2 separate regions of the Homo sapiens genome follow, and region 1 is linked to region 2. A link is an interaction called in ENCODE POLR2A ChIA-PET data of the cell type or tissue named here. Cell type or tissue: Panc1. All regions are shown on one strand. Each heading gives the region's core, and the rest is flanking DNA. Links, peaks and the distances in the headings are about the cores only.

The links. Peaks named below come from ENCODE experiments on the same cell type or tissue, not always from the same donor. Only the 100,000 strongest peaks of a DNase experiment are listed, where the experiment ranks them.
Region 1: POLR2A ChIA-PET joins it to region 2 with 8 read pairs; 2 of 35 experiments call an interaction of 5 or more read pairs at or near these places.

The regions. Positions count from the first base shown.
Region 1 is chr10:71,596,634-71,604,633 of GRCh38, forward strand. All of the region lies in intron 9 of CDH23 (cadherin related 23), which reads left to right. Among named protein-coding and RNA genes, the nearest start is that of CDH23-AS1, 89 kb to the left of the region's middle. In Panc1, for the core only: no CTCF peak of the experiment used is centred there; no DNase peak of the experiment used is centred there.
Region 2 is chr10:71,862,533-71,879,447 of GRCh38, forward strand. LINC03139 (long intergenic non-protein coding RNA 3139) reads left to right here and starts at 15,555. Exons shown (of 2, transcript XR_007062186.1): 1 at 15,555-15,953; 2 at 16,181-16,575. RefSeq lists enhancers at 11,087-11,156, 13,465-14,345. In Panc1, for the core only: no CTCF peak of the experiment used is centred there; DNase peaks (open chromatin) are centred at 5,929 and 8,959; H3K4me3 peaks cover 199 bases; H3K27ac peaks cover 4,740 bases.

The DNA.
Region 1 (8,000 bases), core at 1-8,000, 270 kb before region 2:
TGGCAGCATGAGGGGTAACCAGGAGAGGAGCTGAGGGTAGGGTTGCTCTGGACAGACATGAGAAGCAGATGGGAATGGGTCACAAAGTTGTTGGATAGGTCACAAAGGGCCAAGTTGCAGAAAGTGCTGGAAGCCAGGTGGACTTGCCGTGTTGGGCAGGGGGGAGCACGTAGGATCTTACAGGAGGAGTGAAGTGCTGAACTGGCACTCCACAATGCCCCTTGCCCAGCCCGCCCCAGGGCCTGCCTCCCAGCCCCGGTCCCCACCTCCCCGCTGCCCGGCACTCCCTTCCTCCCTCCCAGGTTGGGGACATTGGGCCACTGAGGTCAGGTCTTTGTTTGAAGGACAGATAATTAATCCCACAAAGTAATCCCCAGCACACTCTGGCAGATTTATGGAGGTCGCCTCTGTCCTGGGAACTCTGCCTCATCATCTTTCATTTCCCAGGCAAAGTGACTGACTTGTTATATCATAGGCCCCACGCCAACAGGAATTTCATTTAGGGGAGTTCTCCAGGTGGAAGGAGATTGATAACCCAGGCCTGGGCAGGAACCGATGGCAGTCCTGGGGCCGGGAGGGTGGGGAGCAGAGCAGGCATCGCCACCTCCTCTGTCCCCTAGCTGGTCTCCGTCTTTCTCCCAACATGGGGCTGGTTTCATGGACCTCACCTGTCACAGGCCACAGGGACCCGGATATCATCCAGTTGAGCCTTTCCAAGCCCCAAGATGAGAAAGCAGAGGCCCAGAGCTTGAGAAAGGGACTGTTTCCCACCTGGCTCTTGGGGCTACTCTGCCCCAGCTGTCCTCACCATTACTTCTCCCTCCCCACTCCCCACCTCATCCGCCCTGAAGCTGCCACAGGTACAGGGCTGTCAAGGACAGGGGCAGGGGCTCCTCAGAGCCTGCTGTGGTGGTCCTTGGAACCTACCTCCCAAGGAGGCTCCTTTCAGTGCAGGAGGGCAGTAGGGATTGGCAGGACCTGGCAGCTCATCCACCAAGCAGTGAGGAAGGAGAGGTGTGGCCCTGGGGGTCAGGGTAGTTGCTTCTGGTCTATTGGCTCTGCCTTTAGCTTGCTAGACAGTTTAATGGCTACCATTGTCCACCTTTGCAATACAGGACTTTGGACTTATTTGATAATTCATAAATATTTATCAGGCACCTCTCGTACTCACTGCTGGGGATATGGCCATGAACAGGACAGACAAAACTGTCGCCCTCAGAGCCTCTCTTCTAACAGAGTGTGTACTCTGTTGTATCCATGATCCCGCCCCACCCCCACCCTCAAAGGCGGGGTAGGCCCAGGCTGTGGGCAACTGGGAAGGGAGGGGAGGGCCTGGCCATAGCACAGAGAGTAGGGGTTGGTGTGGCAATGTGTAGGCAGGCACCAGTACCAGCCTTGCCAACTTGGCAGCTCCACGTCGACAGGGACCAAGCATGGTGGGGCTGGCTCCTTCCTGAGGCTCCACCCGGCCTTTCGTAATTAAAGCCGTAAGTCATCTTCCGACGGGAGCCTGTAGGCTGGGGAGGCCACAGCTGACCTTGCTTGGGGTTTAGTGCTGGGAGGGAGAGTGAGTACATCTGGGCAGAGGTTTGTAGAGGGAGCTGAAGATCAAAGGCTGCCCTCTGTTCTGGCCTAGGCTGGGGACAGTGTTTGGGCTCTGAGGCTCTGCTTGGTGCCAGGAGCAGTGCCAAGAGCTTCCTCCACAAGCAAAGAGGTTACTTCCTCTTTTCTATGAGTGCTGAGTCTCAAGCTTGCAAACACCCCAAGTGACGCCATCTGTCTGTAGCAGGACCCTTTGCTCCGGGCCCTCTCCAGGAGGGCCTATGCCCAGAGTTTGGAGTGGGAGTGCTATAGGGTATCCACTGCTTTGGAGCACTTCCCAGAGAGCCTGCCTTCCCTCCTGCCGACAGACTAGGGGTCTGTAACCCAGAACAGCTGATGGGGAAGGAGGCAGGGCCAGGAACCCATGTAATTGAGAAGGACACCAGGCCACGCATCTGTAGGGTGGCCCAGTGGGAAAGACCCAAAAGTCGCTCCTGTGACTTCTCTTTTTCAAAAAAGCGGCCAGAGGCTTTGGAAAGATTTGGGTTGTGGAGCCTCCTCCCTGGTCGAAAAGGCAAGGACGTCTCTCTTTTTCCTGTTTCTCGCTTGCTCAGCAGAAGTTTCTGCCTGTGTGAGCCAAGGGATGGGAGCGTCTTGGGACATCCCTCCCTATCTGGCTGGGCTCATTCATCAAGCATTCTCTGAACGCCTACTTGGTGTGGGGCACTGGGCCAAGGGCTTGGGACATAATATGACATCTGGGGCTGAGCCTCCAGCTGGGAGGATGAGGGCATTCTGGAGGCAGGCTGCCGGGATGAAATGGCCAACCACCCACCCCACCCCACACTCCACCCCACATCCCAGCCCGGGACCCCTGGCCTTTGTCAGAGAAGCAGGGCCAAGTTCACTGGCAAATGTGAAATATTAAATATTTAGAAAAGTACAGAAACCAACACAGCACACCCCCATGTATTCACCACCCTGATAACATTTGTTGACATTTTGCCATATTTGCTTTGGATCTTTTTTGCTCTTCTTTTTGTTCTTGTTTAAGAAAGGGAACATTGCAGCTATTGTTGAAGGCACCTTTTCTTTGATTTCAATCATCTCAGAGGCCTGTTCTGTGAGCGCTGAGCAGAAAAGGTAAAAACCTCTGATCCTGACGTTGGCTTCAAAAATGGCATCCCTGACTTGAATGTGGACTGTGTCTTAGGTGACATTGAGGAATCATTTATTTTATTTAGGGTGAAAATGGCATGTTTTGTTGCATTTTTGAAAGTCCTTATGAGAGATGCATACAGTATGTAAAGATGAACTGGGATTTCCTCTGTTAACACCGTGAAAAATTGGTAGTGTTGTGGGGGGTGATTTTAAGATAAGATTGGCAAAATTTTGATGATTGTTGCATCTGGGTGATGGTACCGAGAGCTTCATTGTGCTCTTGTCTCTACATTTGTGTTTCTTTGAAATTTTCCATAGTAAAACTTTTATGTGTGGTCCCCAAAGCTTCTCAAAGCAGACCAGAGAGCCACATCTGACCTGTGGCCTGGACAGGAGTCCAGACTTGAGCCAGACTTCTGGTCCACCCATCTGGTGCCAGTTCTGCTTCTAACGTGCTGTGTGTTGTTGACCAAGTTACTTCTCATCTCTGATTCTCACTTCTCCAGGGGATGAAGGAAAAGTTGGAACCTGCTAGGCTTTAAGCATCTTTCCATTTTCCACCTCTGACACTTGACACATCTAACTTGTATGCTCAGAGACTCCACTGGAGGGAAACTGTGGGAATAGTCCCATTTACACCTTCAATGTCTTTCCTTTTTTTTTTTTTTTTTTTTTTTTTTGGTGAGACAGAGTTTCACTCTTGTTGCCCAGGCTGGAGTGCAATGATGCGATCTCGGCTTACTGCAACCTCCGCCTCCCAGGTTCAAGCAAATCTCCTGCCTCAGCCTCCCGAGCAGCTAAAATTACAGATGTGTGCTACTACACCCGGCTAATTTTGTACTTTTAGTAGAGACAGGGTTTTACCATGTTGGCCAGGCTGGTCTCAAACTCCTGACCTCAGTTGATCCACCTGCCTTGGCCTCCCAAAGTGCTGGGATTACAGGCGTGAGCGACCGTACCCGGCCACACCTTCAATTTCTTCAGTGGGTTGGCCCACTGATGCTTTAGGAGATAAGCTTTGCAAAAAGGGCTCTGTGGTCAAATAAGTTAGAGAGACACTGCATCACAATTTCCTTGTGCTGGCAAATCACAATGCCCATGAGCACATTAAAGGCTCTGACAAGTCCAGCAGTGAAGATGTCTGTTGAGCATTTCCCAGATTTGTTTGACCGCAGAACTTTTTTTTTTTTTTTTTTTTTGAGACGGAGTGTCACTCTGTCACCAGGCTGGAGTGCAGTGGCACTATCTCAGCTCACTGCAACCTCTGCCTCCCGGGTTCAAGCGATTCTCCTGCCTCAGCCTCCTGAGTAGCTGGGACTACGGACACGCACCACCACGCCCAGCTAATTTTTTGTATTTTCAGTCGAGACAAGATTTCACCGTGTTAGCCGCAATGGTCTCGATCTCCTGACCTTGTGATCCACACGCCTCGGCCTCCCAAAGTGCTGGGATTACAGGCTTGAGCCACCATGCCCGGCAGACCACAGAGCTTTTAAAAGTTGACCTTTCCTATACCCCATGGTATCAGAGTTCCTGGGGAAACCCTGGCCTTTCTGTTTTCAGACTGGGGGCTCTGACTCTGTAGGACAAATTTGCCATCTTTTCTCATAAATATGATGACTCTGACTCATACTCACTCGAACCCAAGATGTTTGATGTTTTCCACATTGCTGAGTGGGTTTGTGCTTAACCAAATCTGTAGTTTTTTTCCTTCAGTCATGCCCTGACCAGAATCATCTGCTTTGATGTTATACTCTGAGTCACTGACCAAATGCCGGAAAACCCTCCAACATTAGGAAACTGGGCCTGGCACAATCTGCATCCTTTCTGGTGGAGCCTTCTAGAAGCATTGTTTCTAGGGAGGAGTAGGAGAAGGAATATAGGCATTGGCATTAAAGGCCATGGCTTCAAATCTCAGTGCGACCACTTACAAGCCTTATGACTTTTTCACCTCTATCCTCAGTTTACTAATCAATGAGGTCTAACATTTGTTGAGCATCTGTGATGTGCTGGACACTGTGCTGAACTAAGTAGGATTATTACCTGCTTTTATCCTCACATCAGCCCTATAAGATAAGAATTACTCCTCCCCTTTTTATGGTTAAAGAAACGCAAGCCCAGAGAGGGTAGATAACTTGCCCACGGTCACACAGCTAGTGAGAAGTAATGCTGAGGTTCGAACCCTGGTCCTAGCCACTGCAATATCTGCCCTTTCAAAAAGATCAGATCTCCCATGGCATCTTAAAACTGAAAACGTCCTGGGAATCTCCAGATTCCCTGAACCCCATCCCTCAGGGCCCCCTTGGAGGGTAACGGGGTGCTGGGTGTGCTGGACTCCACACCCCGTCATCTGCTTCAGCCAGGGCAACTAGCTCTGATTTTGGCTGTTTTCTATACTGGAGCTCTGTGTGAAATTTTGTCTGATACAAGAATCTGCTACTGAAACAAAGACATTTGAAAAACCACTGCCATGGAAAAGCCCCCTCTTTTTTAAACAGGAGAAAACCCTGAGGCCCAGAGAAGTGAAGTGACTGGCCCAGGGTCACAGCTGTCTTCTGAGCCCCAGGCAGATCTCTGTTCTCCCTTCAGGCATTGGAGCAGGGCCTGGGCTGGGTGGGCGGCGGAGGGGGGGGGGCTCTGCAGCCCCCAGGGGACCCCTCAAGGTCGGTCATTCGGGCTGGTTCAGCCAGCTGGTGGCCAGTTTCTATGAAGATAACTGTGTCTGAGGCTGGCTCCCTGAACCTCGTCCGACCACATCTATTTCTGGGCTGCAGAGTCCTGACGGAGCACAATTTGATTCATAAATTACCCGGCTCAAGGTGTGTGTGATGGGTTCTCCTTCCACAGATTTGAAAGTCATTCACTCTGGAACTTGCAGCACTTGGGGCGGGAGGGCAGGGGCAGCCGTGGCACTGTCAGGATTAGTGTTCATGGAGGAAAGATGGCAGGGAAGATGGAGAGGGCTCGGACAATCAGTGAGAGCCGCTCTGTACCAGCTCTGTTCTCCCAGCAGCCCCAGGAGGCAGAGTCTGTCAGTGTCCCTCTTTGGCAAGTGAGGAAACTGAGGCTCAAAGGCAAAGTCACTTGCCCAAAGCCACATAGCTAGAAGTAGTGGAGCTAGGATTTGAACTCAGTACCCTCTGAGGCCCACACTGCTTCCACATGATCTCAGTGATGCAAGACAAAGGACTGAACAGATGGCAGTTGGAGGGGGAGGCTGGACCCTGGGCAGTAGGATTTGGAGGGAAGTTTCAGGGGCACCAACCCTCTTTGTCCCACAAACTTCAGGGTGCACCTGTCACTGCCATTGCACCCCACCCTGCCCCGCTCTGCCCATCTTTCCTGCTTAACGTCATCCAGTCTGTGGCACTGCACAGCTCCACCTGCCCCAGGCACCCAGTTCACCATCTTTGACGCATCCTGACATGGGTTCAGCACTTTACAGTTTGTAAAGCATCTTCAGATTCCTTATCTCACTGAACCTCTAAACAGCCCTGTGAGAGGGGAAGGTATTCTCACCTCCAAAGAGGAAACTGAATCTCAGAATGTCCACAAGCCCCAAATGATGAAACCAGTCTCTTAAATTCACATCCACTCCTTTATGAGTTCTCCAGTCGGCTTCCTCATACATGTGCCTTGTCCTTCCCCGAAGATGACCAATCTTCCCCATTAGACGGTGGGCTCCCTGGGGGTATGACCCACCCCATACCTGGTACGGACAGGCCCAGTGGTAGATAGGTGGTCTCTGGTGTCCCCACTTCCCGAGAAGCTTCATCCCTGGGCCCATCTTTCCCATGTCCCATTGCTGGATTGGAGCCAGAGGAGGGGGTGACAACACGTCCAGGATGACAGACAGCGCGTGCCCCCTCCTCCTGCCATGGGCTTTCTTCTCCTTGGGCGTCTGATCACCGTCCTCTTTGTTTTCTTAAGTGTCTCTCCCACTCCTTCCTCCCTCCCCCTCCTTCCCTGGGACAAGGCCTTTCAGATCATCAAATATCAAACACTGCTTATGCACAGACTGAGATGGCTTTATCGGGGCTGTAAATCTCCCTGTGCCCTGACCTCTCTTGAGTGCCAAGCCTCGGGTGAGTTATGTGGGCCCTGCCCAGTGACAGGCAGAACAGACAGCCAGCCCTCTGGGAGGCACAGGCTGGGGGACCTGGGGCACCTTGGCTCCCACTCTTAGCCCAAGGAGAGACCCCAGTTGAAGGGAAGCATGGGTGTTTGGGCCTACCTGCCCCAGGCCCCGGAGGTAACCGGGTGCCAAGCAGGCAGCAGGGGGGGCCTCCTTTTCCTGCTCTCCTTTTCCTCACCTTGCTCACCTCCTGGCCAGACTCCGGGCCCCAGGGCTGAGGGAGCACCAGTCCCACACAGGAGAGGCAAGGCCCATGGCAGCCATGAGGGCTATGTGAGACCCAAAAGACCCAGGTTCTAATCCCAGCATGGTCACTTAGTAACCATGTATCCTTGGACATGTCACTTCACCTGACAGTGCCTCAGTTTCCTCATCTGATAAATGGGTAGCAGTGCTGGCTTCACACGGTATTTTGTGGATCCAGTGAGGTCGTGCATGTGAACAAACATGTGAAGCGCTTGGTCAACAGGCAGAAGCACGCATCTTCCCCATCTCTCAGGGGCAAGCAGCATGTGGACTAAGCCTGTAGTCTCTAGAGGCAGACAGGCTGGCCTGGAATCCTGGCTCTGTGACTGGCCAGTGGTGTGACTTCAGGCAAATCATTTAATCTCTCTGTGCCTCTGTTTTCTCACCTGTAAAATGGGAATAACAATAATAATGGAAGGCCAGGCATGGTGGCTCATGCCTGTAATCTAAGCAACATGGGAGGCTGAGGCAGGAGGATCCCTTGAGCCCAGGAGTTTGAGGCTGCAATGAGCTGATTGTGCCACTGCACTCCAGGCTGGGTGACAGGGTGAGATCCTGTCTCTAAAAATAAAAAATAAATAAAAAGAATTTTAAAAGCTAAGAGTGGAATAATGACGATGCCCTCACAGGAGGAGGCCTTGAGGAGTAGCTGACCAACTCACATGAAGTGCTGAGCACCTCGTCTGCCACGCAGCGGGCCCACAAGAAACGTCAGCCCTTGTTATTGCCCCTTTTCTCTCTGCCATCACCCAGTCCATGCCCTCGTCACCAGCAGGCTTTCCTGCCTCCAGCCCAACCCCTGCAGGAGCTCCTCAGAGCCAGACAAAAATCCAAACTGCTTCCTCCTCTGGGCATCAGCCTCTCCTGACAGCTTCCTGTGAACTCTCTGCTTCTCCTGCTGGCTCCCCACCTGGGA
Region 2 (16,915 bases), core at 5,474-13,473:
GAAACCAAGTCTCAGAGAGGCCGACTTGCCTAGGATGTCCCTGGTCCTGATAGAACCAGGATTCAAGCCCAAGATCATTTGGGGTCTGAAGTCTATGCAATGTTGTCTCCATTGAGAATCAGAATTGCCCAAGGGAAGCAGACACGAAGTACAAAGATCCACCAGGCCACCGGGGGCTGATGCCATCGCACTCCACCTTTCCACATTCCCACTCCACATGCCTGAGCAGACGCTATGACTGACCAGTCTGATCTCAGAGGTGCAGTGTACTGCTCAGCTGTGCAGATAAATCTGTTAAGGTGACAGAGCTGTCCCCTGGGGTCAGCTTAGTCTTAAGGACTTAATCTGGTTTATGTATCAGACTCTTGTAAGTTTCTTCAGGAGCCTCACCCTGAAAACCTTAACCTTTTCTTTGGGCCAGGTAAACCAAGATCCTTGGACCCCAGTGTCTTCATCAAGATTGTGACACCCTATGAAGACACTTCCCAATTGGCCCCTGGCCTCCACAATGACACCTATCCTAATCCTCAGGGCAGTGGACTGAGAACACGCTTGGCTCAGGCTGGACGTTTGTGTCTTAAATGACCTTGGACACAAGTGGGCTGGAATTAGGGCCTCTGAATCTTTAGGTTTTCTGGAGATTTCCATTATAAGTTATGATCCTGTCTTCAGAGTTTCTTTATCTTATTAGGAGTTTGACTGAGTACTACTCTGAGTTCGAATTACCTCACCCAGGAACCCAACACCCAACCCAAACCTGAGAGCTTTGCTTATAGAGAGAGGACTGGCTTTCATGTCAGGGACCTGGAATCTCCTCCTTGATCTGCTTCTTGCTGGCTGAGTCACCTCTGGGGAGAACTTCACCTCCCCATACTTCAGTACGTGCATTACGAACATGGACGTAGTCTGGCAACTGGGAGGAGCTGTGCCCACCGAAGGAATCATTGTGCCTTTAAGGGCATAAACCTGGTTTGAGATCAAATCCGTCCACTGAAACATTAATTCAACAATCCTCCCACCTCAGCCTCCTGAGGAGCTGGGACTACTGGTGTACATCACCATACCCAGCTAATGTCTTATTTTTTGTAAAGATAGGGTCTCACAATGTTGCTCAGGTTGGTCTTGAATTCCCGGGCTCAAGGGATCCTCCCACTTCAGCCTCCCAAAGTGCTGAGATTACAGGCATGAGCCACTGTGCCTGGCAGATTTGTACACTTTATTTATTTATTTATATAATAAATAGAGATGAGGTCTCGCTATGTTGCCCAGGCTGGATTCAAACTCCTGTCCTCAAGCGATCAGCCCACCTCGGCCTCCCAAAGTGCCAGGATTACAGGCATGAGCCACCTCACGCAGCAAATTGTACACTTTTTTTTTCCCCGAGACGGAGTCTCGCTCTCTCACCCAGGCTGGAGTGCAGTGGCACGATCTAGGCTCACTGCAACCTTCGCCTCCCAGGTTCAAGTGATTCTCCTGCCTCAGCCTCCCGAGTAGCAGGGACTACACCACATGTGCCACCACACCCAGTTAATTTTTGTATTTTTAATAGAGATAGGGTTTCACCATGTTGGCCAGGCTGGTGGCGAACTCCTGACCTCTAGTGATCCCTCCACCTCGGCCTCCCAAAGTGCTGGGATTACAGGTGTGAGCCACCATGCCTGGCCCCAGTTGTACACTTTAAATGTGTGAATTGCATGGTATATAAATTATAACGCAATAAAAAAATTTTCTTCTTCTTTCTGAGACAAGGTCTCTCTCTGTTGCCTAGGCTGTAGTGCAGTGGCACAATCATGGCACATTACAGCCTCGACCTCCTGGGTTCACATGATCCTCCTGCCTCAGCCTCCCAAATAGCTGGAACCACAGGTGTGTGCCACCACACCCAAATAACATTTTTTTTTAAATTTTTTTGAGATGGAGTTTTGCTCTTATTGCCCAGGCTGGAGTGCAGTGGCGCAATCTTGGCTCACCACAACCTCCGCCTCCCGGGTTCAAGCAATTCTCCTGCCTCAGCCTCACGAGTAGCTGGGATTACAGGCATGCACCACCACGGCTGGCTAATTTTGTATTTTTAGTAGAGATGGGTTTTCTCCATGTTGCTCAGGCTGGTCTCGAACTCTCAACCTCAGGTGATCCGCCTGCTTCAGCCTCCCAAAGTGCTGGGATTACAGGCGTGAGCCACCGCACCCAGCTATTTTTATTTTTTTTTGAGATGGAGCCTTGCTCTGTCACCCAGGCTGGAGCGCAGTGGTGAGGTCTCGGCTCACTAAAACCTCCACCTCCTGGATTCAAGTGATTTTCCTGCCTCAGCTGGGACTGCAGGTGCATGCCACCAAGCCCGGCTAATTTTTTTTTTTTTTTTTTTTTTTTGTATTTTTAGTAGAGATGGGGTTTCATCATGTTGGCCAGGCTGGTCTCGAACTTCTGACCCCAACTGATTCACCCACCACAGTCTCCCACAGTGCTGTGATTATAGGCATGAGTCACCATGCCTGGCCTCCTTCTCCTTCTTCTTCTTCTTCTTCGTCTTCATCTTCATCTTCTTTTTTTTAAAAAAAGAGGCAATAAAATATTTCTCTTAAGCAATCTAGCTTGAAAGTGTCCAGAGGAGGAGACGCTAAGGTCCAAATCCCGCTCTATCCCTTAGCTGTACCAACTGTGAGATCCTGCTGGGCACCAACCCTTGGTGTCCTCATTCAGAAGGTGGACAGCCCCTGGGCCTAGGCTGTTGTGAAAATGAGAGGAGGGCAGGGAGGAAATGCACCTGGCACTGGGCCTGCTGTGTGCTGGTCAGGATGCCATCAGCAGGAACAACAGGCGGAGGAGGCTGCAGGTGAATGATGGTGTTGGGGGAAGTTCTTTCCCTTTTATTTATTAAGAAGGGGAGGAGGGTTTCTTAATGGAGAAAGAAAGTGGGGAAACTATCCCAGAGCCTGTGCATCCCAGGGGACCTTTGTTCTCCAACCTCCCCTCTCCCAGCCCCACCCCCGCCATGGGCCTATATCTGCTCCACAAGCCCCCACAAGTGTAGTTACCTGGCAGCCCCATCCCCATGGTTGCCTCACCCCAGTGCTGGTAGCAGGACAAGGGGGCTGCCGAGGCTGGAGTGATGTCAATGCTGGGGGAGGAGAGAGACCCTCAGTCCACTGCCACCAACCCTGCCAACAGCAGTTGCTGAGGAGCGTGCTGTGCTGACTGTGGGCTGGGCTCTTGCTTCCCCTCATCTGCCCACAGTCCAGGTGTTCCCAGCATCCCCCCATCCCCTCCCCCGCCTGCCCAGCTGCTGAGCCAGTGTCTGACAACACCCAGACCCAAGATGTCAGAGCCTGTCCCCTGCATCCCAGCGGGAGCTGTTCCTGGACTCAGAGGCTGTGGTCTACAGAAAAGGCCCTGATAGGAGTCTGAGCTGGTTCCTAGTCCACACTCATCACAACCAAGCTATGGGACTTTGGGCAAGGCACTGCGCCCCTCCGGTTGCGCTGTCCCCATCACCAATGTGACTGTGGGAGCCAGGGTACGGGTCATCCAGGCCCCACTCCATGGTAGCACAGTGGCCCTGGAGGCCAGTGCTTCTGGTGGTAGGTGTCCCAGATGATGCTGGCCATTTGCATGGGCTCTCTCTGGCCCTGGAAGGAGTGAGGGCAAGGGTTGGAACCCTACTGTGTGCGGGACTCTGTGCCCTCCATGTGCTCCACCTCATTTAAACTTCACCGACCCCATGGGTCCAGTGTGAATAAGTGGGCAGGCTCTTCCAGGCCTCATGGTCAGACAGTCTGGACTCATATCCCATCTCCACCATGGACTAGCTGAGTGACCCGGGCAGAATATTTACCTTCTCTGTGCCTCAGTTTCCCCATCTATAAAATGAGGCCAAAATAGTACCTTTCTAACGGAGTAGTTGGGACAGACTGATTGAATACATGTCAACTGGGCAGAACAGTGCCTGGCACACGTTAAGCCCACAATAAGGTTAACTGTTGTTATTACTAGTCCCATCTTATAAGGAACTTGGGGCTCAGGGAAGCTAAGTGGCTTGCCCAAGGACACACCGCTAGAAAATGGTGGGGCAGGGCTTTCCACTTTTTTTTTTTTTTTTTTTTTTTGAGACAGAGTCTTGCTCTGTCACCCAGGCGGGAGTGCAGTGGTGCCATCTTGGCTCACTGCAATCTCTGTCTCCAGGGTTCAAGCAATTCTCCTGCCTCAGCCTCCTGAGTAGCTGGGAGCACAGGTGTGAACCACCACGCCTGGCTAATGTTTGTATTTTTAGTAGAGACGGGGTTTTGCCACGATGCCCAGGCTGGTCTCGAACTCCTGACCTCAAGTAATCTGCCCCCCTCAGCCTCCCAAAGTACTGGGATTACAGACATGAAGTTGATGTTCCTTCCCACCACCCAGTACTGGACCCCTTAAAAAAAATCCTGAGATGAGCAGTGTGGTAAATGCTGATGGTCTCAGGAATGGCATTAAAAAATAATCATGTAGCCAGGCACAGTGACTCACACATCTAATCCCAGATCCCAGCACTTTGGTAGGCCAAGGCAGGTGGATCATTTGAGCCCAGGAGTTCGAGACCAGCCTGGGCAACGTAGCGAAACTCCATCTCTACAAAAAATTATCCGGGCATGGTGGCAAGTGCCTGTAGTTCCAGCTACTCAGGAGGCTGAGGCAGGAGGATCACTTGAGTCCAGGGAGGTACTGGGTGGTGGAGTGCAGTGGGAGACACCACTGCACTCCAACCTGGGTGACAGGGTGAGACCCTGTCTCAAAATAATAAGTGGCCAGGCACAGTGGCTCACGCCTATAATCCCAGCGCTTTGGGAGGCCAAGGCGGGTGGATCACCTGAGGTCAGGAGATGGAGACCAGTCTGACCAACATGGAGAAACCTCGTCTGTACTAAAAATACAAAATTAGCCAGGCATGGTGGTGCATGCCTGTAATCCCAGCTACTAGGGAGGCTGAGGCAGGAGGATCTCTTGAACCCAGGAGGTGGAGGTTGTGGTGAGCCGAGATCGCACCACTGCACTCCAGCCTGGGCAACAAGAGCGAAACTCCGTCTCAAAAAAATAAATAAATAAATAAAATAAAAAAGAAAGAAAGAAAAAGACATGAAAATAATGATAACAAGGTTTATTTTCTGATTACCAAGGCAGTACAGTAGTCCCCCTTGCTTATCCAAGGTTTTGCTTTCTGCAGTTTCAGTTACCTGTGGTCAACTAAGTTCCAAAAATACTAAGACATTTTGAGAGAGAGAGAGAGAGAGAGCATGCTGACCTAACTTTATTACAGCACATTGTTATAATTGTTCTACTTATTTATTGTTGTTAATCCGTTACTGTGCCTGACTTATGAATTCAACTTTTATCACAGGTGTGTATGTATAGAAAAAGCAGAACATATATAGGGTTCGATACTATCACTTAGGTCTCAGGCATCTACTGGGGCTCTGGGAAAGTATCCCCTGAAGATAAGGGCGACTACAATATTTGTTCACTATCAGTAACTGAGAAAATGCGGAAAAGCGGAAAAGAGACAAGTAAAAATATTTTTCCCTTCGGGGAAAACCCTTTCTTCTTTGGATAACTAAAAACCTGATCTCCTGCATGTTGTGAGACCTATCAAAGGGAGGTGGCCTTCACTCACCTTAAGCAAGGCTTGACGTTGTCCAAGGGCCCAGCAGGAGATATTGCCAGCACCCACCCTCCCCAGGGTAAACACAGCCCCTTCCACTCCCTCCTGGGGCCTTCGGGCCCCACCTGGGGTCACAGCCTTGAGGATGCACACTGCAAGCCACAGCCTGCAGCTGCTTAGGTCATGTGATTCAGTGAATGCCAAGCCACAGGGCTCAGTCCTCCTCAGAATTGTCTGGGTCACCCAGAACACCCTATGTGAGCCATGTGATTCAGCGGGGTCACATGCTGAGCCACAGGCATTTGACTCCATGCCAAATGTCATCACTTCCAGAAAGTTAGCAAAAAATTATGGTGGCTCTGGTGTGGCAAGCACAGGGCAGGGCAAAGGAGACCGTCACTCCGAGATACCAACACCTGTTAAAAGAGGATGAGCTGGGAGAAGCGGATTGCTTGAGCTCAGGAGTTCAAGGCAGCAAGGAGCTATAATCATGTTTTTTTTTTCTTTTTTTTTTTTATTGATCATTCTTGGGTGTTTCTCGCAGAGGGGGATTTGGCAGGGTCACAGGACAATAGTGGAGGGAAGGTCAGCAGATAAACAAGTGAACAGAGGTCTCTGGTTTTCCTAGGCAGAGGACCCTGCGGCCTTCCGCAGTGTTTGTGTCCCTGGGTACTTGAGATTAGGGAGTGGTGATGACTCTTAAGGAGCATGCTGCCTTCAAGCATCTGTTTAACAAAGCACATCTTGCACCACCCTTAATCCATTCAACCCTGAGTGGACACAGCACATGTTTCAGAGAGCACAGGGTTGGGGGCAAGGTCACAGATCAACAGGATCCCAAGGAAGAAGAATTTTTCTTAGTACAGCACAAAATGAAAAGTCTCCCATGTCTACCTCTTTCTACACAGACACGGCAACCATCCGATTTCTCAATCTTTTCCCCACCTTTCCCCCCTTTCTATTCCACAAAACCGCCATTGTCATCATGGCCCATTCTCAATGAGCTGTTGGGTACACCTCCCAGACGGGGTGGTGGCCGGGCAGAGGGGCTCCTCACTTCCCAGTAGGGGCGGCCGGGCAGAGGCGCCCCTCACCTCCCGGATGGGGCGGCTGGCCGGACGGATGGCTGACCCCCCCCACCTCCCTCCCGGACGGGGCGGCTGGCCGGGCAGAGGGGCTCCTCACTTCCCAGTAGGGGCGGCCGGGCAGAGGCGCCCCTCACCTCCCGGACGGGGCGGCTGGCCGGGCGGGGGGCTGATCCCCCCACCTCCCTCCCGGACGGGGAGGCTGGCCGGGCGGGGGGCTGACCCCCCCACCTCCCTCCCAGACGGGGCAGCTGGCCGGGCGGGGGGCTGACCCCCCCACCTCCCTCCCGGACGGGGCGGCTGGCCGGGCAGAGGGGCTCCTCACTTCCCAGTAGGGGCGGCCGGGCAGAGGCGCCCCTCACCTCCCGGATGGGGCGGCTGGCCGGGCAGGGGGCTGACCCTCCCTACCTCCCTCCCGGACGGGGCGGCTGGCCGGGCGGGGGGCTGACTCCCCCACCTCCCTCCCGGACGGGGCGGCTGGCCGGGCGGGGGGCTGACCCCCACCTCCCTCCCAGACGGGGCGGCTGGCCTGGCGGAGACGCTCCTCACTTCCCAGACGGGGTGGCTGCCGGAGGGAGGGACTCCTCACTTCTCAGACGGTGCGGCTGCCGGGCGGAGGGGCTCCTCACTTCTCAGACGGGGTGGCCGGGCAGAGACGCTCCTCACATCCCAGACGGGGCAGCAGGGCAGAGGCGCTCCCCACATCTCAGACGATGGGCGGCCGGGCAGAGACGCTCCTCACTTCCTAGATGGGATGGCGGCCAGGCAGAGACGCTCCTCACTTCCCAGATGGGGTGGCGGCCGGGCAGAGGCTGCAATCTCAGCACTTTGGGAGGCCAAGGCAGGCTGCTGGGAGGTGGAGGTTGTAGCGAGCCGAGATCACGCCACTGCACTCCAGCCTGGGCACCATTGAGCACTGAGTGAACGAGACTCCGTCTGCAATCCCAGCACCTCGGGAAGCCGAGGCTGGTGGATCACTCGTGGTTAGGAGCTGGAGACCAGCCCGGCCAACACAGCAAAACCCCGTCTCCACCAAAAAAATACGAAAACCAGTCAGGCGTGGCGGCGCGCGCCTGCAATCGCAGGCACTCGGCAGGCTGAGGCAGGAGAATCAGGCAGGGAGGTTGCAGTGAGCCGAGATGGCAGCAGTACAGTCCAGCTTCAGCTCTGCATCAGAGGGAGACCGTGGAAAGAGAGGGAGAGGAGGGAGAGGAGGGAGAGGAGGGAGAGGAGGGAGAGGAGGGAGAGGGAGAGGGAGAGGGAGAGAGCTATAATCATGTTACTGCACTCCAGCTTGAGCAACAGTGGGAGACCCAGTTTCTTAAGAAGAAAAAAAAAAAGGAAAAAGTATCCCAGCACTTTGAGAGGTCGAGGCGGGCGGATCACAAGGTCAGAAGTTTGAAACCAGCCTGGCCAATATGGTGAAACCCCGTCTCTACTAAAAATACAAAAATTAGCTGGAAGTAGTGGCAGGCACCTGCAGTCCTAGGTACTCGGGAGGCTGAGGCAGGAGAATCGCTTGAACCCAGGAGGCGGAGATTGCAGTGAGCCAAGATCGCGCCTCTGCTCTCCAGCCTGGGCGACAGAGCAAGATTCCATCCCAGAAAAAAAAAAAGGAAAAAGTTAATATTAAATACTAATTTTAAGTAACTATAAGTAATTACAACTATTTTCACTTTAAACATTAAGTAAAATAATATAAAATTAAATTAAAAATTTAACCTAAAAAATTTAAATTAAGTAAATGTTAATACTCATTAATCTAATTAAATTAATGAAAATCTGCAAAAACAAAGCAAAAAACCCTTAACCATGCCAGCACTCTGTAAGTTCTCAATAACACATTTAAAAGTAAACTGAGGCACAATAAAATTAGAAGGTTTATTTATTCATATTTTATTTTATTTATTTATTTATTTAAAGACAGGGTCTCACTCTGTTGCCCAGACTGGAGTACAGTGGCACGATCTTGGCTCACTGCAACCTCTGCCTCCCAGGCTCAAGCAATTCTCCTGCCTCAGCCTCCCGAGTAGCTGGGATTACAGGCATGCGCCACTACCGCCGGCTAATTTTTGTTTTTGTTTTTGTTTTTGTTTCAGTGGAGACAGGGTTTCACCATGTTGGTCAGGCTGGTTTCCAACTCCTGACCTCAAATGATCCACCTGCCTCGGCCTCCTGAAGTGCTGGGATTACAGGCGTGAACCACTGCGCCCGGTGTAGAAAGTTTATTTGAGCAAATGATGACTCATGAATCAGGCAGATCCAAACCAGAAGTGATTCATGAGCTCTACTGAGAGAACACAGCTGGGACAGATACAGAAGTAAAGCTAAGGTGGAGGCTGCAGTGAACTAAGATCGCCCCATTGCACTCCAGCCTGGGCAACAGAGCAAGACTGTCTCCAAAAAAAAAAAAAAAAGGTAAAGCCAAGAAAATATTTGATTATTTGATTTGGCAGGGCACGGTGGTTCACACCTATAATCCCAACACTTTGGGGGGCTGAGGCGGGAGGGTCACTTGAGCCCAGGAGTTCAAGACCAGCCTCGGCAGCATGGCGAAACCCCATCTCAAAAAATACACAAAATTAGCTGGGTGTGGTGTTGTGGGCATGTGGTCTTAGCTGCTTGGGAGGCTGAGGTGGGAGGATCACTTGAGCCCAGGAGGTTGAGGCTACAGGGAGCCATGAACATGCCACTGCACTCCAGCCTAGGTGACAGAGCAAGACTCTGTCTCTAAAATAAATAAATAGGCATGACACAGTGGCTCACGCCTATAATCCCAGCACTTTGGGAGGCTGTGGTGGGTGGATCACTTGAGGTCAGGAGTTGGAGACCAGCCTGGCCAACATGGTGAAACCCCATCTCTACTAAAAATATAAAAATTAGCCAGGCATGATGGTGGGCGCCTGTAATCCCAGCTACTCGGGAGGCTGAGGTGGGAGAATTGCTTGAACCCGGGAGGCTGCAGCGGGAGAATTGCTTGAACACAGGAGGCTGAGCCGAGATGGTGCCACTGCACTCCAGCCTGGGAAACAGAGCAAGACTCCATCTCAATAAATAAATAAATAAATAAATAAATAAATAAATAAATAAATAAATAAAATAGAGCTTGCAGTCCCTCAGAGAGCACCCTAGTCCAATGGCCTCCTTTTACAGGAAGAGAAACTGAGGCCCAGAGGGATCAAGAGGCTCCCCCAAGGTCACCCAGCAAGAGGCTAGAGCTGGGACAAAACCCCCAAGTTTCTGACTCCCTGGGCAAGGCTTTTTCCACTGTTTTGGTCTTTGGCCATAGAGATAATCTGCTTAAAAAATTAACTTGGGATTTCATGTAATCACTGAGGCCTCAGAAGCCTTGCCCAAGGAAAGACGAGGAGGGTTTATTAAGCTTTGTTCTAGGAGTTACAGGGACAAGGCCACATAGCAGGGCTAGAAACTGATGTGTGCCACCCTCCTCCAGGCCAGTAGCAGCTTGTATTTCTAGAAAAGGCTTAATTTTCCAGGTCAGGGCAGGTCCCAGAAGGCACCTTCTGGGGATGCGGCTGGACCCCGTGACTCAGCTGATTCCACATTATTCTCTGTTTCCCTCCCCACTCAGGGTGACTGCCAGATTCTGGCCTCCCTTGGGCCTTCAGAGATGGAAGTGATCTTAGGTTGTTGGTGGGTCCTACAACCTATAGTGGAAAGGTGACCATCTAATTTTTTTTTTTTTTTTTTTGAGACAGAGTCTGGCCCTGTTGCCCAGGCTGGAGTGCAATGGCGCGATCTCGGCTCACTGCAACATTCGCCTCCCAGGTTCAAGCAATTCTCCTGCGTCAGCCTCCTGAGTAGTTGGGGTTACAGGTGTGCAACCACTTCCAGCTAATTTTTGTATTTTTAGTATAGATGGATTTCTTTTCTTTTTTTTTTTTTTTTAGAAGGAATTTCGCCCTCTCACCCAGGCTGGAGTGCAGTGGCATGATCCAGTCTTGGCTCACTGCAACCTCCGCCTCCCGATCCAAGCGATTCTCCTGCCTCAGCCTCCCAAGTAGCTGGGATTACAAGTGCGCACCACCATGCCCGGCTAATTTTTTGTATTTTTTTAGTAGAGATGGGGTTTCACCATGCAGCCCAGGCTGGTCCCAAACTCCTGACCTCGTGATCCACCTGCCTCGGCCTCCCAAAGTGCTGGGATTACAGGCATGAGCCACCACGCCCGGCCTGAGATAGGGTTTCACCATGTTGGCCAGGCTGGTCTCAAACTCCTGATTTCAGATGATCCACCCGTCTAGGCCTCCCAAAGTGCTGGGATTACAGGTGTGAGCCACCATGCCCACTTGTGTCTAATTTATCATCCTCACCAGGACACTTTTGAGCATGGCCAGGGACATCTGGTCACCCAGCCACTGCTATCTCTGAGCATCATGATGGGTTGAAGAGTCAGTGAGCCGGCGGTTGAGGACCCACTGTGCTTGGGTCCCATACCTGATGAGAAAGAAGGGCCCAAGTCCCAGGCCTGCAAAACCACAGCCCTAGAAGGAGTGAGAGCACACAGCCAGCATGACCCAGGAAACTAGAACTGAAACCCTCAAAGCTGAAAGGTCTAGATGACTGTCCTTACTGTCCCAACGGGGAGCACACAGCTCTGAAAGGCCAAGGGCCTTGCCCAAGGTTACCCCCCGAGAAGATCAGAGACTCAAACCCAGGTTCCCAACTCTCAGCTCAGTGTGCGCTGTGCCACCGGTTCCCTTTCATCTGCAAACCCCCTGCCTATCTGGAAGGTGTGCACACAGCCTGGAAGCTTGTTATACTGGATTGTAAAAATTGTTCCTTGCCCTGGACTGGTGTGTGGCTTTGTTTGTGTGTGGCTTCCTAATCCTGCAGCCCCTGTGGGTGGGGAGGTCCCCTTTGCAAATAAGCGTGCCAGGCTCCAGAACCCAGGGAGAAGGCAAATATTTCCTGAACTAAACCTGCTCTCAGCACTTCCACTACTACTACCCCAGTCCAGGCCACCATCATCTCCCAGGTGGCCTCAGTGGCCTCTAAGTGGTATCCGGGATCCTTCTCTTTTCCCCACTCTTCATCCTCCATGTCAGAGCATGGAGCCTGGGTGCAGATCCCACACAACTCTCCCTCAGAGCTATCCACGCTCAAATCCTGGATGCACAGCAATGTCATGTGGCTGCCATCCTCCTGTCTGGCTTCCCCGTGTCCCCTTTCTTTCTTTCTTTTTTTTTTTTTGTTTGAGATGTAGTCTTGCTCTGTCGCCCAGGCTGGAGTGCAGTGGCGCGATCTCTGCTCATTGCAAGCTCTGCCTCCCGGGTTCACACCATTCTCCTGCCTCAGCCTCCCGAGTAGCTAGGACTACAGGCACCTGCCACCACGTCCGGCTAATTTTCTGTATTTTTAGGAGAGATGGGGTTTCACCGTGTTAGCCAGGATGGTCTCGATCTCCTGACCTCGTGATCCACCCGCCTTGGCCTCCTAAAGTGCTGGGATTACAAGCGTGAGCCACCGGGCCCAGCCCCCCGTGTCCCCTTTCTTGGTATCCTGCCACCTCACACAAGAAAGGCACAACTCCCGCCCAACTGGGCCTTCCATGGGGCAGTGCCCTGTGAACAACCTCCTACCCCCAGTAGGTAGTTAGAGAGGTACCTGGAGGCAGAGCCTGTTCTCAGCACACTATGAGGGCAGGAACCAGGGTCACACTCCTTTGGCCCAGATAAGGCTCAGAAGTGAGAACGTTGTCATGGGGCCACACCCTTATTTGAATTTCAAACATGAAGCCAGGGTTTTCTGACAGAAAGAAAGTCTTGTCTTGCTTGACTGTGTTGATGGGGCGTGATGTGGCAGGCATTCTTCTTAAAGGGACTAAATGTGTAGCCCCAGTTTTGTGTGGAAAAAATATTTATTTATTTATTTATTTTTATTTATTTATTTTTTTTTATTGATCATTCTTGGGTGTTTCTCGCAGAGGGGGATTTGGCAGGGTCAGAGGACAATAGTGGAGGGAAGGTCAGCAGATAAACACGTGAACAAAGGTCTCTGGTTTTCCTAGGCAGAGGACCCTGCGGCCTTCCGCAGTGTTTGTGTCCCTGGGTACTTGCGATTAGGGAGTGGTGATGACTCTTAAGGAGCATGCTGCCTTCAAGCATCTGTTTAACAAAGCACAACTTGCACCGCCCTTAATCCATTCAACCCTGAGTGGATACAGCACATGTTTCAGAGAGCACAGGGTTGGGGGTAAGGTCACAGATCAACAGGATCCCAAGGCAGAAGAATTTTTCTTAGTACAGAACAAAATGAAAAGTCTCCCATGTCTACCTCTTTCTACACAGACACGGCAACCATCCGATTTCTCAATCTTTTCCCCACCTTTCCCCCCTTTCTATTCCACAAAACCGCCATTGTCATCATGGCCCGTTCTCAATGAGCTGTTGGGTACACCTCCCAGACCGGGTGGTGGCCGGGCAGAGGGGCTCCTCACTTCCCAGTAGGGGCGGCCGGGCAGAGGCGCCCCTCACCTCCCGGACGGGGCGGCTGGCCAGGCGGGGGGCTGACCCCCCCACCTCCCTCCCAGACGGGGCGGCTGGCCGGGCGGGGGGCTGACCCCCCCACCTCCCTCCCAGACGGGGCGGCTGGCCGGGCGGGGGGCTGACCCCCCCACCTCCCTCCCGGACGAGGTGGCTGCCGGGCGGAGACGCTCCTCACTTCCCAGACGGGGTGGCTGCTGGGCGGAGGGGCTCCTCACTTCTCAGACGGGGCGGTTGCCAGGCAGAGGGTCTCCTCACTTCTCAGACGGGGCGGCCGGGCAGAGACGCTCCTCACATCCCAGACGGGGCGTCAGGGCAGAGGTGCTCCCCACATCTCAGACAATGGGCGGCCGGGCAGAGACGCTCCTCACTTCCCAGATGTGATGGCGGCCGGGAAGAGGCGCTCCTCACTTCCTAGATGGGATGGCGGCCAGGCAGAGACGCTCCTCACTTTCCAGACTGGGCAGCCAGGCAGAGGGGCTCCTCACATCCCCGACGATGGGCGGCCAGGCAGAGACGCTCCTCACTTCCCAGACGGGGTGGCGGCCGGGCAGAGGCTGCAATCTCGGCACTTTGGGAGGCCAAGGCAGGCGGCTGGGAGGTGGAGGTTGTAGCAAGCCGAGATCACGCCACTGCACTCCAGCCTGGGCACCGTTGAGCACTGAGTGAACGAGACTCCATCTGCAATCCCGGCACCTCGGGAGGCCGAGGCTGGCGGATCACTCGCGGTTAGGAGCTGGAGACCAGCCCGGCCAACACAGCGAAACCCTGTCTTCACCAAAAAAATACGAAAACCAGTCAGGCGTGGCGGCGCGCGCCTGCAATCGCAGGCACTCGGCAGGCTGAGGCAGGAGAATCAGGCAGGGAGGTTGCAGTGAGCCGAGATGGCAGCAGTACCATCCAGCTTCGGCTCGGCATCAGAGGGAGACTGTGGAAAGAAAGGGAGAGGGAGACCGTGGGGAGAGGGAGAGGGAGAGGGAGCGGGAGCGGGAGCGGAAAAAATATTTAAAGATGATATACAGTCTACAGCAAACCACCAAATGCATCATTTGCAAGTTTAGGCTAATGATAAAAATTTCAAAGGGGCCAGGCACATTTGCTCATGCCTGTAATCCCAGCACTTTGGGAGGCCAAGGAGGGCGGATCACCTGAGGTCAGGAGTTCGAGACCAGCCTGGCCAACATGGTGAAACCCCCGTCTCTACTGCAACTATAACGATTAGCCGGGTATGGTGGCAGGTGCCTGTAATCCCACTTACTCAGGAGGCTAAGGCAGGAGAATCGCTTGAACCTGGGAAGTGGAGGTTGCAGTGAGCCGAGGTCGTGCCATTGCACTCCAGCCTGGGTGACAGAGTGAGAGTCCATCTCAAAAAAAAAAAAAAAAAATTTGAAAGGGGTTTTTTAAAGGGTGCCTGTGGACAAAGTGTGATCACTGTTGTGTGGAAGTGATCCTTTACGATCCCAATCAGATCACACCATTTGCTGTTCACACATCTCCAGTGGCCTCTTTTGCCTTTGAGCATGCCCAGGTCGTTTCCCCCCAGTCTGGAGGCTCTTGCCCTTTGCTCCTGCTCCAGATATTCATTCTGCATCTGCTCCCTAGCAGCTTTCTCTCTGCCATCCTGCCATCTTTTCTTCTTGCCATGCTAGCATATGTTTATTTATGAGTGGCAGCTGTATCTCTAGTCACTAGGTCAGGACCTGGTATATTCTAGGCGCCCTGGAAGCATTCTCCAGAAACAGAGGTGCGGTGAGGAGAGTTTGGATCCAGTTTGGACTGCAGATAAATGTTTGTGAGGCTGGGCATGGTGGCTCACACCTGCAATCCCAGCGCTTTCAGAGGCCAAGGCGGGAGGACCGCCAGAGCCCAGGAGTGAGAGACCAGCCTGTGCAACATAGTGAGACCCCTGTCTAATTATTTTAAAAAAGGTTGTTTGTGAAATGACTGAGCAAGTAAATAATGAAGGAGTGAAGGAACTTGGACTGATGACCTGGAACACCTGTACCCTTCTCCCACTCCAAAAAACCCCTGCCCATCCTCACAATCCAGGGCCAGCATCACTCTTTTTTTCTGGAAGCTTCCTCAGTATCCTGGGTATGGGTCCCCTGTGATTCATGGAGGACCCCCAGTGGGGCTCCCAATGGCACGGCATTACCAGCACCTGCACCTGCTGCCTCCCCAGTCACCCCTGGCTCCCAGGGTTCCATTGCACAGTAGATCCTCTAGAAATGCTTCACAGACATTGATGTGGTGAGGGAGGAGGGACAGGGTAGCAGTCTCACCACCCATTACCCCCACCCCCGCCTCTCATTCAACGAACACTTTGAGCACCTGGCACTTTGATCCCCTCAGTGCCAGGCACTGAGCTCCAAATCCCAGACTCTGTAACGTGCAAGCAATCCTTACTCTTTCTATTTTAATATCTTAACCCATGTATTTATATACCTTGTCAAGTAAAATGTATTCTTTTTTAATGATTCTCAAAAGGATACTCATTGAAAAAATTTAGAAAACACCGAAAAATGCAAGGAAGAAAAATACAATTCTCTTACAATCCTGTATAATCCTGTGCCTCTAGGCCTACAGTCAGCTCCAAGCAACGGCACAGACACCTCCTCCTCCGGATGACCAGGATTGCCTCTGGGTTTGTCACAAGCTGGAACAGGGTCCTTTGGAGGATGGGGCTCTGTGAAGAAAAAGAGGTGAAGTGTTTGGATTCAGTCTGAGCCAAAGGTGAGCGTTATCAGTCCCCGAAAGGCCTCAGGGGTTGGCTGACTCTCTGAGAGGCCGGCAAGACTGGTGAAGTTCTGGAAGGGGACCTGGGGGGTGGGGCCCGGGGACCTGGGGGGTGGGGCCCGGGGACATGGGGGGTGGGGCCCGAGGCCCAGGCAGAGGCCAAACATTGCCCAGGGCCCGGCTTTAGTCTGCAACAACCCTCATTGTTCTCTCACTGTCTCTAGGCCGCTTTATCTGGGTTTAAGGACACAAGACTCCGTGAAAGACAAGCTAGTTCTTCTTCCTGCCCCGGCAGTCCACTGCAGGCCGATGCAGACGCAACCACTTCCTCAGCCGCTGTGGCTGAGAGCCCGCCACTGCACTCTATGGGCTTGGTGCTGGGTATGGAGAGGAGGGTATGACATAGCCCCTGCCCTCAGAGTTTTTTCCTACTCATTATCCCTGCTGTCTCTGGGGACTTCTTAAATGTCAGCAATCATTGTCATCTTCACTGTTGCCTCCGCAGCCACCGCACATGGCTGCACCTGGGCCATCTCCTCTGATGTAAAGGCTGTGCAGCCAAAATTTGCAATTCTTCCCCCAGCTTTTAAAATTGTAGTAAAATATATATAACATAAAATTTGCCAGCTTCACTGTTTGTTAAGTGTACAGTTCAGTGGTATGAAATACACGCATTGTGCTGTGCAAAGTCACCACCACCCATCTCCAGAACTCGCTTTATCTTGCAAAGCAGAAACTCTGTACCCATTAAACGATAACGTCCCATCCCCATCCCCCTTACCCCCAGCCCCTGTAATGCTTGTTCTTTTCTTTTTTTGAGACAGGGTCTCACTCTGTCATGCAGTCTGGAGTGCAGTGGCACGATCATAGCTAACTGCAGCCTCAACATCCTGGGCTCAAGAGATCCTCCTGCCTCAGCCTCTCAAGTAGCTGGGACTACAGGCACAGCACCACACCTG